Regions from separate parts of the Mus musculus genome. Here region 2 is linked to region 1. The links are chromatin loops, found by intact Hi-C in ENCODE. Cell type or tissue: gastrocnemius. All regions are shown on one strand.

Evidence for each region. Hi-C counts contacts between places; a loop is a spot of excess contacts. Peaks named below come from ENCODE experiments on the same cell type or tissue, not always from the same donor. Only the 100,000 strongest peaks of a DNase experiment are listed, where the experiment ranks them.
Region 2: it touches region 1 in a loop (2.1-fold over the local background); 11 of 42 quality-filtered maps call a loop at or near these places.

Annotation. Positions count from the first base shown.
Region 1 is chr8:10,571,665-10,576,664 of GRCm38, reverse strand. All of the region lies in intron 32 of Myo16 (myosin XVI), which reads right to left. Among named protein-coding and RNA genes, the nearest start is that of Gm32330, 99 kb to the left of the region's middle. In gastrocnemius, a CTCF peak has its summit at 2,381 (motif pointing left); DNase peaks (open chromatin) are centred at 2,375 and 4,206; H3K27ac peaks cover 313 bases.
Region 2 is chr8:10,825,668-10,830,667 of GRCm38, reverse strand. No RefSeq gene overlaps it. Among named protein-coding and RNA genes, the nearest start is that of Gm32485, 10 kb to the right of the region's middle. In gastrocnemius, a CTCF peak has its summit at 2,912 (motif pointing left); DNase peaks (open chromatin) are centred at 2,913 and 4,408.

The sequences.
Region 1 (5,000 bases):
CTGGGGACACTTTGAGCCCAGCCATGGATCCCCCTCACATTAGAGGTTTATTCCTCTGCTTTTTTCTCTCTGAAGTGGGAATCCCACACAGCCTGGGAGGAGGCAGGCAACGGAAGATTTAGTCATTTATTGTTTTGGATTTTCAGTAGCAAGCCCTGTGCTTACAGTCTGAGTTACTGAGTGACTGTAATGGAATTCACTCTGCAAGTCCACACAAGCCTGGCTGTACAATTTGCTTATATGAATTCTTGGGTATTTGGAGAGAGAAACTATGGTAATTTGTGAGATGAATGTCAAACCACAACCAATGTCTAGGCATTGAACAAGTTTCCAAATACTATAGGGGACAAAGAGCTCTGTCCTTTGAATGGGTCAATTTGGCTACTGATCAATTTATAAAACGCCAAAGAACATTTCTTAGTGTAACTGACTAAAGTATGAGGTTTCCAAACATCGGAGAATTAGAAACACTCAAAGTCGCAGCCACCTCTCCCAAGTACAGATACCTTCGTTTGATGCAGGGAAGTCATGAAGTTAGTGAAAGGACTCCTTCTTGTTAGAGACATACTATACCTGTGGGTATGGGGACAGCCACAGGTCTGTTGAGAGAAGAACTGTTGCCCAGTTCCTCTTGGAACTTAGTTGTAAGTGGCGACCAGCTTTCTTTGAGGATACCTATCTCATCTCTCCAAAAGACTTCCTCATTTGGACACTGAGGAAAGTGTAGTGTTAATGCAAGATGGTTCCAGAATGCAAGGGAACAATGCTTTCTGTGCCTAAGAGGGAAACTTCTGTGTGAAGGGAGGCTGTGGATGGGTGCAGGTCATAGAGAAGATTCATACAGCAGTGAACTGTGTGCTGTCTACAGCCTTAGAAATATTCATGAGCCTTGGAGCTACCTTTCACAGGCACCAAGGAGCATGCAGACACCCAAGTACATCACCACAGAGAGCGGCATCTGGGTGGAAGGAAACCAGAGCAGCCACGGACAAGACAGCACAAGATCTATCCATGGGCAAGAGGCCGGGGAGATGCCTCCTATTATTTGAGGTCAAGATTTGCATGAGGCAGACTAATTCCGTGTGGTGCCAACTCATTTGAATGTATCGGATTAAACAACAATAACATTGGAATTTCCGCTTCAAATTTCACACCACCAGTGGAGAGTAGGCACTTGCAGACAAGGAGCATGAGTAAGCAGACACCAATCCTGCTGGTCAGCCAGGAAGCGGGCGCCATCTTGCTTCTCATTGCTAAGCAGTGTCTAGGGTACAGCATTGTACCTGTCACAGAAGCATCAACGCTTTGTAAAATGTTGAATCAAGATACCGCCGCTGCCTTTATTTTCCTGCGTAAGACAAGATGGAATGGGGAATCTTGTTGGGAGTTTGTTTTTTGTTTTTAGTTTAGTTTAGTTTTGTTTTGTTTTGTGGCATGCAAACTGCTGTGGTTATACAATGAATAGTGAACCCTAGCTTCCAGAATCAGCCTTGTTGTGGGTAGTGGGCACCCTATGGGCCTAGACTGGGTGCAGTGACTGTCTGAGGTAAAGACACTTAAGAATATACCTTTCCTGTTGAAGAACGTAAACATGAGGTATTTATAAATATTAACAAAGGTTGAGCCCCAGCGTGCACTTCCAGTTCACCCAGTGATGGGGAGTGGTGTGAGAAAAGAAAGACAAAGCATCCCAGACCACAAGGTACTTACTTGTGTAACCTATTCCCTCCAGTACACTCAAAACCTTCCACAGGCCAACTTTAAAGCCCTTCTAAAACAAACAGTATTCGAAAATAAAAACACGGTTCTGTAAGATTTAATTTATAAAATACAGACTTCCAAACTCAAAATATTCTTTATCTGAAATGTTTATATAATCGAGTAGAATATCAGAAACTTATGATGATTTCTACTTGGATTAAGCAAGCCTTAAATGAAAGTGCTACCAGGCTCTGGATCTAGGAAATATCTGTATATCTATGCCTCCGTCTATATTTAAGCCTCTATGTGCCTCTTGGCCTCTACAGAAGGTAGAGCTTCCATACAGTAGTCAACCCAGCTACTGTATGGAAGACATGTTATAGTAGTCTTCTGCTGTAATCATTTCCAAGTACTTGTTTACATCTGGAACGCTCTGGATTCACGGGGTCAGGGAATAATGAAATGAGTGTTGTGCTTTCGTTGTGTTTTAAGGGAATAACTTGTGAATCAAACTCATCTTAGCTCTGTCTGGCTCCCTTCTACTTTTCTCCTCAGACTTCTACCACACGCTGTATTCCGTGGATACCCCATCTTCCTGGGATCCTGTTCAGTGACTTTCAGTTAAGAGTCCATAAAGACAAACATGCCGGGAACTACCACTCAGAGCAATAGCGCCTCCTGGTGTCCTGGCCAAGCCTCCTTTGCCATTTGAAAAGGGCCTCACATTTTCAAAGGAAGCAACGAGAAATAATTAGCATGGTGATTCTCAGATCATCAGAAGAAAACCCTGTGGCAGTTAGCTGAAACTTTAGCTCTTACAGGGCAAAGGCAAATAACTATCTGGTCATATTTCACCTCAATGGCTTAACTGGTCTAATTCTGTCTCTGGAATTTATAGGACTGTTTACCTGTAACCCGAAAAGTACATATTCAACAGTCTTGAGTTTTCTCACCCAAGCTCTGTGACTGTTACTGTCACACGGAAGCAATAAAATATGTATTTAACCCCTCTACCCCTGGTCTTTTCTCAGGCAGCATCAAGGAAAGAATTGTGGAAAGAGCTGTACTGGACAGACCCACTGCTCTGTCAGGCTTTGTAGAGGAACACTAGGCAAGCTTATCTTTTCTCTGAGCCTCTGTTTCCCCACCTGTATTATGGGCATATTCGTAGTAGTTAACTCAGAATAGAGTGTGGGAGCAGCAGGCTGTTAAAAATGGTGCCTGAAGCCCCCCACTGCTGTTAGTCCAACATGGCTAATCTTTTCAGTCAGGTCTATGTGCCTCTCCCCACCCCCAACTCTGTGTTCTGTATTATTAGAATGTCCATGATTATTTAGCTCACAAGAAAAATCTAAAGCCTGGAATGTTGACTTGTGCCTGTTAAATCCCACCACTCTGGAAGCTAAGGCAGGAGGGTTGCCATAAGTTGGAGGTCAGCTTAGGCTACAAATTGAGACTCTGTCTCAAAGATAAACAGAAAGTGAACTATTTTAATGTACACTGTTATTCATGAAATCCTACAAGGAGGTCTCCAGAATAGTCCTGGGATAGAATTATATACCAGAGAACCGACCTTACTTCTGTACACAATTTCTCCCTTACTATTGCATAACACATTTGTGTTCAAAATACCTGCAACGGGAAATTCACTGACAGTTTAGTGCTCTCCAAGTCACCATGCTAAAAAGCAAAAGAAACCCTGTGAGCCCACTCTGCAAAACGTGCGCGCCAATCTCCAAGCTTCACAGCCATCCAGGTATTAATGGGAGCTACCACTGATGCCTGCCAGAAGGGAGACTTAGCCACACACTAGATGACTTTAGATATAAAAATGTCTTTCAAAATAAAGATTCAAGAGAAGACGATTGGGAGCCTGAGCTGTGATTCACTATGAATGGTAACCCCGGGGATCCCTCAGTAGAAAGTGGATTTTCTCTCCTGAGGATGAAACCCTGTAAGCCTTAATAATCATGTAAGCTGCTCCAGCACACGGCAGGGGCATTAAATCTCTCCCTTCCCTATCTTACCATAACCCTTTCACAGTCTCAGAGATCGCCCTGCTCTATCTCAGGGGAGCATGTCACACAAGCGTATAAACCCATTTCCCTCACAGGCTTGGGAAAATTCCATTAAGTGTATGTTGGGAACTCCTGCATCTGGGTGGGAACAGCCGAGGCTCATGTCATTAAGATTCCTGATATTACAGAAGTGATCATAAATGCTTCAAAGCAGCTTTTCTTTCCTTTTCTTTTCTTTTCTTTTCTTTTCTTTTCTTTTCTTTTCTTTTCTTTTCTTTTTTTCTTTTCTCTCCTTCCTTCCTTCCTTCCTTCCTTCCTTCCTTCCTTTCTTTCTTTTTCAGATTAGAATGTATTTTGTGAAAACTCGAAGTGGGGCTATAGATATGCTACAACTTTTCAGTTGCAATGCTGGCTGGTTGATATGACCTGGGGGAGGGAGCAGGTTCACAGGCCATGCTTGGAGGCCTGCCATGCCCCTCATCTGTTCTGCTGCCTTGAGGTTTCCCTTTGTTTTGCAGAGATCTATTTTGTTATTTAGCTTTGTGTCTGTGTGCATCTGTGCTGTAGAGGCTACGGGAGGGCTCTAGATGCCTTGGTGCTGGAGTTACAGTTGGCTGTGAGCTTCCTGATGTGGGTGCTGGAACAGAACCTATATCCCCTGGAAGAGCAACAAGCACCCTTAACTGTTGAGCCATATCCCCAGGCTAGAAACCTCCTTGAGGTTTCTAAGTGATAAGCTCTCCCTAGACTTATATGGACTTCACTGCTTTTTGACAGAGAGGAATCTACCCAGTTCTGACCTATAGAAAGGCATATTTGGTGGGACTTTTAGTTCTAGCTTTTAGCTAGAACTTTTAGTTCTAGCTTCAAATAATATTTTTGACCTTATTTAATGCTTTCTTTTTAGGGTCCATTTTGGTTGTTGGGATAAAACATGACTTGTAGAATTACAACGTTTTGTTGTTCCTTACCAGTATACTTTCATTTACTAATAGCCTATAATTAAGGAGAGATTGTTAGTTAAACAAACCATTAGGCACCGAGGCATGGCTGGTTATTTATCTCCTTGTCAGAGGTCCTAAGCTTTGGCCTACTTTTTTTTTTTTAATTTCTTTTCATTTTTTTTCTAATTTTATTATGTACGATCCTTCTTGCATCAAACCAGGGGAGCTAGAATATTTATGTATTACTCCTTGAAGAATGAGCAAATTGATGAATGCACAAAACACTGTGCTCTGGGTCCCACTTCTATAGTCAGTTCCTGTGACTGCCTCTGAGGAA
Region 2 (5,000 bases), 250 kb before region 1:
CAAGGCCAATCCACAGGGTTCTCTCAGGGACTTCCCGTACACCACAAGCTTCTGGCATATCCAGTGAGGGTCTAGTTCTGTCTTTAGAACCAGGGTGGCATGCTTGGAGAGAGTCACATAAAAGCTGGCATTCAAGTGTGGTTTGATGGTTTGGGTCCATCCAAGTGGATAGCAAGCTTCTTGGCAGGAGGGAAGGTTCTGAGGTGACACAGATGTGGTGAGTCGGAGACTCTAATCTAAAGTTAGTGTGCTGAAGCAGAGAGAAAGAGAGGGTGCAGGGCAGGCCTGGGGGAGCAGTTGTGGCCCCTCCAAACACAGACACAGGGGAGCATGTATTTAAAGGCATTGGGAAGCTACTTGGGGGTTCTACCAGTGTCCCTTGTCTTTCTTGGCTGCCGCCAAACCTTTCTGTTGCATGTCGGCTAACAGGATAGCCTAGTTTTGCAGACAGAATCTGTACCTTATTTTCTAAGCTACACTTTGTGTGACAGCACCCCCCCCCCCGGGCTTGAAGAGGGGAGTGTATTATCACAGAGATGGCTGCAGACATGTGCTTGCTCTGTGGTGCCATTCACGCACAGTAGCTAAGCTGTGGCTCTGCCTAGGCGTCCATCAGCAGAATAGATTTGTTAATGAGAGAGAGACACACAGAGGAGCTTGACTCAGTTACAAAGGGAATGAGGTAGACAACTTATCATCACCATCATCACCACCACCACCATCATCATCCGTCCTCATCTTAGCAAAATGAGCCAGAAAGTCAAACAACACATGTTTTTCTCTCTTATGAGGATTCTGGATTTTTATAGACATAAAACGTAAGTGTTTAAAAACATCCGTAGTGGGGCTGGAAGCATGTCTCAGTAGTTAAGAGCACTCACCACTCCTCCAGAGGGCCACTTCAAGTCACCTGTAACTCCAGCTTCAGGGCATCTGTCATCTCCTTCCTGCCTCTAAGGTCATTGTACTCATGTGTACATACCACACACAGACAAACACATACCCATAATTAAAAATAAAATAAATCTTTAAAGAGTACACGCAGTGATGAGTTTCAGAAAGACATTAAAAAAGCAAACACAAAGGCCAGTGTGTCTTGAATATGCCCTATATTATGTATGTAGATATACATTTATGAATATCTATTTATGAAAATATATTCATATATGTCTTTATGTATAAAATTGGAAGCAAGACTGCCTGGGAAAGAGAGAGGGAGAGACTAGTGGGAAGGGGAGGGGAAGAAGAGAGACTACTTGGCCTAATCCTACATGATGTGCATACATGCAAATGTGTTCAGGACACCTGCTACTATGTGCAGTGAATACACAACACTAATAAATACCAGTAAGGGAACCAGGAATGTGAATTTTGTTCCATCATGCTGGCATGTTGTAAATTGTGGCAAATACTTTACGTATATCAGCCTCACATGTTTAGGGAACAGTGACGACACAAAACAGCCAGGTAGGAGGCACACAGGGAAAGGTGATCAGCACAGAGCTATTTAGGAAGAAAAGGAAGTACCAAGAGCTAAGGAAAAGAACGAAAACCAAGAAAATACATCAGTGCCACTCATTTTGTAAACAAGAGTGGTTTAAAACTCAAAGAGGTAAAGTCATTGATGTGTAAATCACCAAGTCCACACCTCTGACCGATGGCCTCAAGGCTACAGGTAAACAATCTGCAAACAAATACCTGAAAAATGCAAAGGGGACGCTGGCCAGCAGGAAGGTGGGCAGGCCTGAAGACCCAGTCGATCCTGGTACATCAAGGCATTTCTTGGGGCACATATGCGAAGACAAGGAAAAAAAAGATTTAAAATGCAGATGTCACATGGAAACAAAAGGCCAGAGACTTTCACATGGTAGAAATAGATTCCTGTCTCCGTGGGTCCCAGCAGGTGCTAGGCTTCATAGTGATACCTCCAGTACGATTTGGAAATCCCATGCTAGGCTTTGGGGTGACATCTGCGGTCTAAAGAGCTGTGCTGCCCAGGTGCCTGGGCGAGGGCGTGGTTTCCATGGAGAACAGGCACGGGGTTGGGGGGTGGGGTGGGGGGTGAGGAGGCACAGGAAACATGCTCACTCAGTAGCCGGGGTTGGAAATGTTTGGGATTGAAAGACAGGATCATTAGTTGGATGCGAAAGTGGAGCACAGTCACCTACCATAAAAAGCACTCGAGGTTGCTTTGGTCACTCTGGGCTCTGTTAACTGCGTGGTGGCTGATGCAGGCAGCTTGGAGTTATAGGGATGTGGAGGGACGGAGGTTTTCATCAGAAAGACGGCTGTCGGGATGTAGTGGGCATGAATCAGACTTAGAGAACAGAGACTTGTGCATGGGAGATGAAAGTGTGCACGCTGACACAGGGTGAGCTGGACCAGTTCATCCCCCGTGTTTTACTTCATGGTGTTGCAGCATGGCACAGTTGCACTAACAGAACCCAGAAGATGCTCTTGCTCTGGTACCCAATATATAGTGTTGATTTTCCTCCTTGAGGAAGCTGACTCTGGGAACAGACTATAAATAACCAAATGGCTAAACAAGGGGATCCCCTTCTCCCCAGAGCCGTGTGGTGCGCACTGCACAGCCCTGGTGTTCAAACGCTTGGCTTTGCGTCTACAATCGGGATGCCATGGCAGACTTCTAGAATGTGGAGGAAGTGTGGCCCACTGAGGCTCTGATGGGAACGTGTAGCTCCCAGGATTCCAGGTGCATCTTTCTGTTGTTGAAGCACCACAGTTTGGGGTAGTTTGTTATAGCAACGACAGGTAGCAACTTTCCTAATGCATCTTCCCCCCTTGCTTGAGTAGCATCGGTGTTCCAGGCTGCAGCCTCTGCAACATAGTCCTCGTACCATTACAAGTGACTAGTGACAGCATGGCACTGCTGAGCCCATGGCTAGTCACCAGTGCCCCCTGCTGAGGTCATGCTGTAGCCCTGTCTTGGCAGTATCGGTGCTAGATGTGGGTGCCCAAGAGCATTTAATCTACACTGAGCTGTGTGAGGGACTAGGGTTGGAAAGAAGAAATAAAACGGGTATTTGACATTTTTCTAAAAGGTGAACTTTTCGGAAAATAGAGCAGAAAGATATTTGAGAAGAGCTAGCAACGTGTCTGTGCATGTGTGCATGTGTGTGTGTGTGTGTACATGCATGTGCAGGTGTCTGCACATGTGTGAGTGCCTGCACACATATGCACAGTCTCTTAGTCTTCACAATCTCATAAGCAGAGGAAATACTTATACTTCTAACATGTTCCTTCTCTGCTAGTTCTATGGGTGTTGGCCTTTTCTACTTGGTTGGTGGATTGCAGAGCAACACTGGCAGCACCCCAAGGTTCACTAATACATTTTATTAACAGTCATAGAAAAAGCCAACTATCATTGTAGACACCGCATTTATAGTTTGAATCATGAATTTCTGATAAATGCTGTCAAGAACTTGGTTGAATGTGTGTGCACATGCTCAAAGGAACCTAGCAGTTCTCTCCCAGCGTGGATTCAGCAACAGAAGGCAAAATGTTCACTTGCTCTGCATTGGACACACAAACACACACACACACACACACACACACACACACACACACATACACACACGTGCGCGCGCACACACACGCACACACCACTTCGGATACAGAAATAGTTCTTCAACATATTGATAAGAGAACGGTTTCTTGTGTTGGCCTTAGCTCATAGCTAGACTCTCTGATTCAAACACCTCTGCTTAATGCAATGGGATGCCTCTTAACTCACAATCTTGTATTTTTTAAATTCTCAAGGTTTGCTTATCCAAGGGGACAAAATACAGAAGGCCCATGTCAAACTAACAACATTTTACCGAATTCTGGGATGGCACACTTAGCCTTCCTTAGATGGCTCTGCCCACTGTCAGGACACAGTTAAGTCTGGAGCAGAGGATTGTGGGTACAGGTGTAGACCTCACCTTATGACACAGATATGAACCACGTTCTGAAGGGATGGGGGAGGGCCCACACCCATCTTTTCTTTTCGTTTTTTGTTTTTTGTTTTTTTTGAGACAGGGTTTCTCTACAGTTCTGGCTGTCCTGGAACTCACTCTGTAGACCAGGCTGGCCTTGAACTCAGAAATCCACCTGCCTCTGCCTCCCAAGTGCTGGAATTACAGGCATGCGCTACCACAGCCCGGCTCATCCATTTTTCCTTAAATCTTCTACTTGTGTTCACTCTTAAGTCACACATCTGAGACAGACAGGCCAGGGCACACTAGCTTGTCCATGACCGATGAAGATCAATGCTAGAGGAGATACCACATCCAGGGCCCCCAGCTACTGGGCTTAGCACAGACCCTAGGTTCCTGCCAAGCATCTTCCCTACTCTGCAGGATGGCAGCCAGGCTTGCTTAGCTCATCATCCACAAAGACATCAGAAATAGAACACGGGAAACGTTGACCCCTTTTCTGGATGCTGTATTCATTAGCTGGAACTGATCGCTGTGAGCTTCAGTGTGAAGACCACTTGTTCTTCACCCCCTGGGCCCCTCCATGGTTTTGTTTATTCAGTTCCAAGAATAACCGGGCATGTGTGGAATTGGCTGATTTTTCTCTCAGTGTTTAAAATCATCCATTCAGAGCTAATCTTTAAAGGACACAGGGGAAACAAGGGAATGAGTATTTCAAGTTTCTTTAACATGTCTCTCTTGGTCCAGAGAGGGGAAAAATGTACAGCTTTAGAACTTCCAGAAAGTTCTATTTCCAAAAGCCCCCAGCGTTTTAAGTGTGCAAAGAAGGATGGTGTGGCAATGTTAGTCTCTGCTCTGGAGCCTTCACTCATTAAGCAGAATGTCCTGGTAGCACTTATTTAACTTCTCTGTGCTTCCGTTTCTTTTTGTCTCGAAGGAAACACTCTGTACTGTTTCCAGTCTGTCGTCAGCTGTAGAGATGCCATGTTGGATGCTGTTAGAGAGAGGGAGAGCAAAGCGCCTCTTACATCAGCACGGCTGCCTCGGGTCTTGTGAAATGCT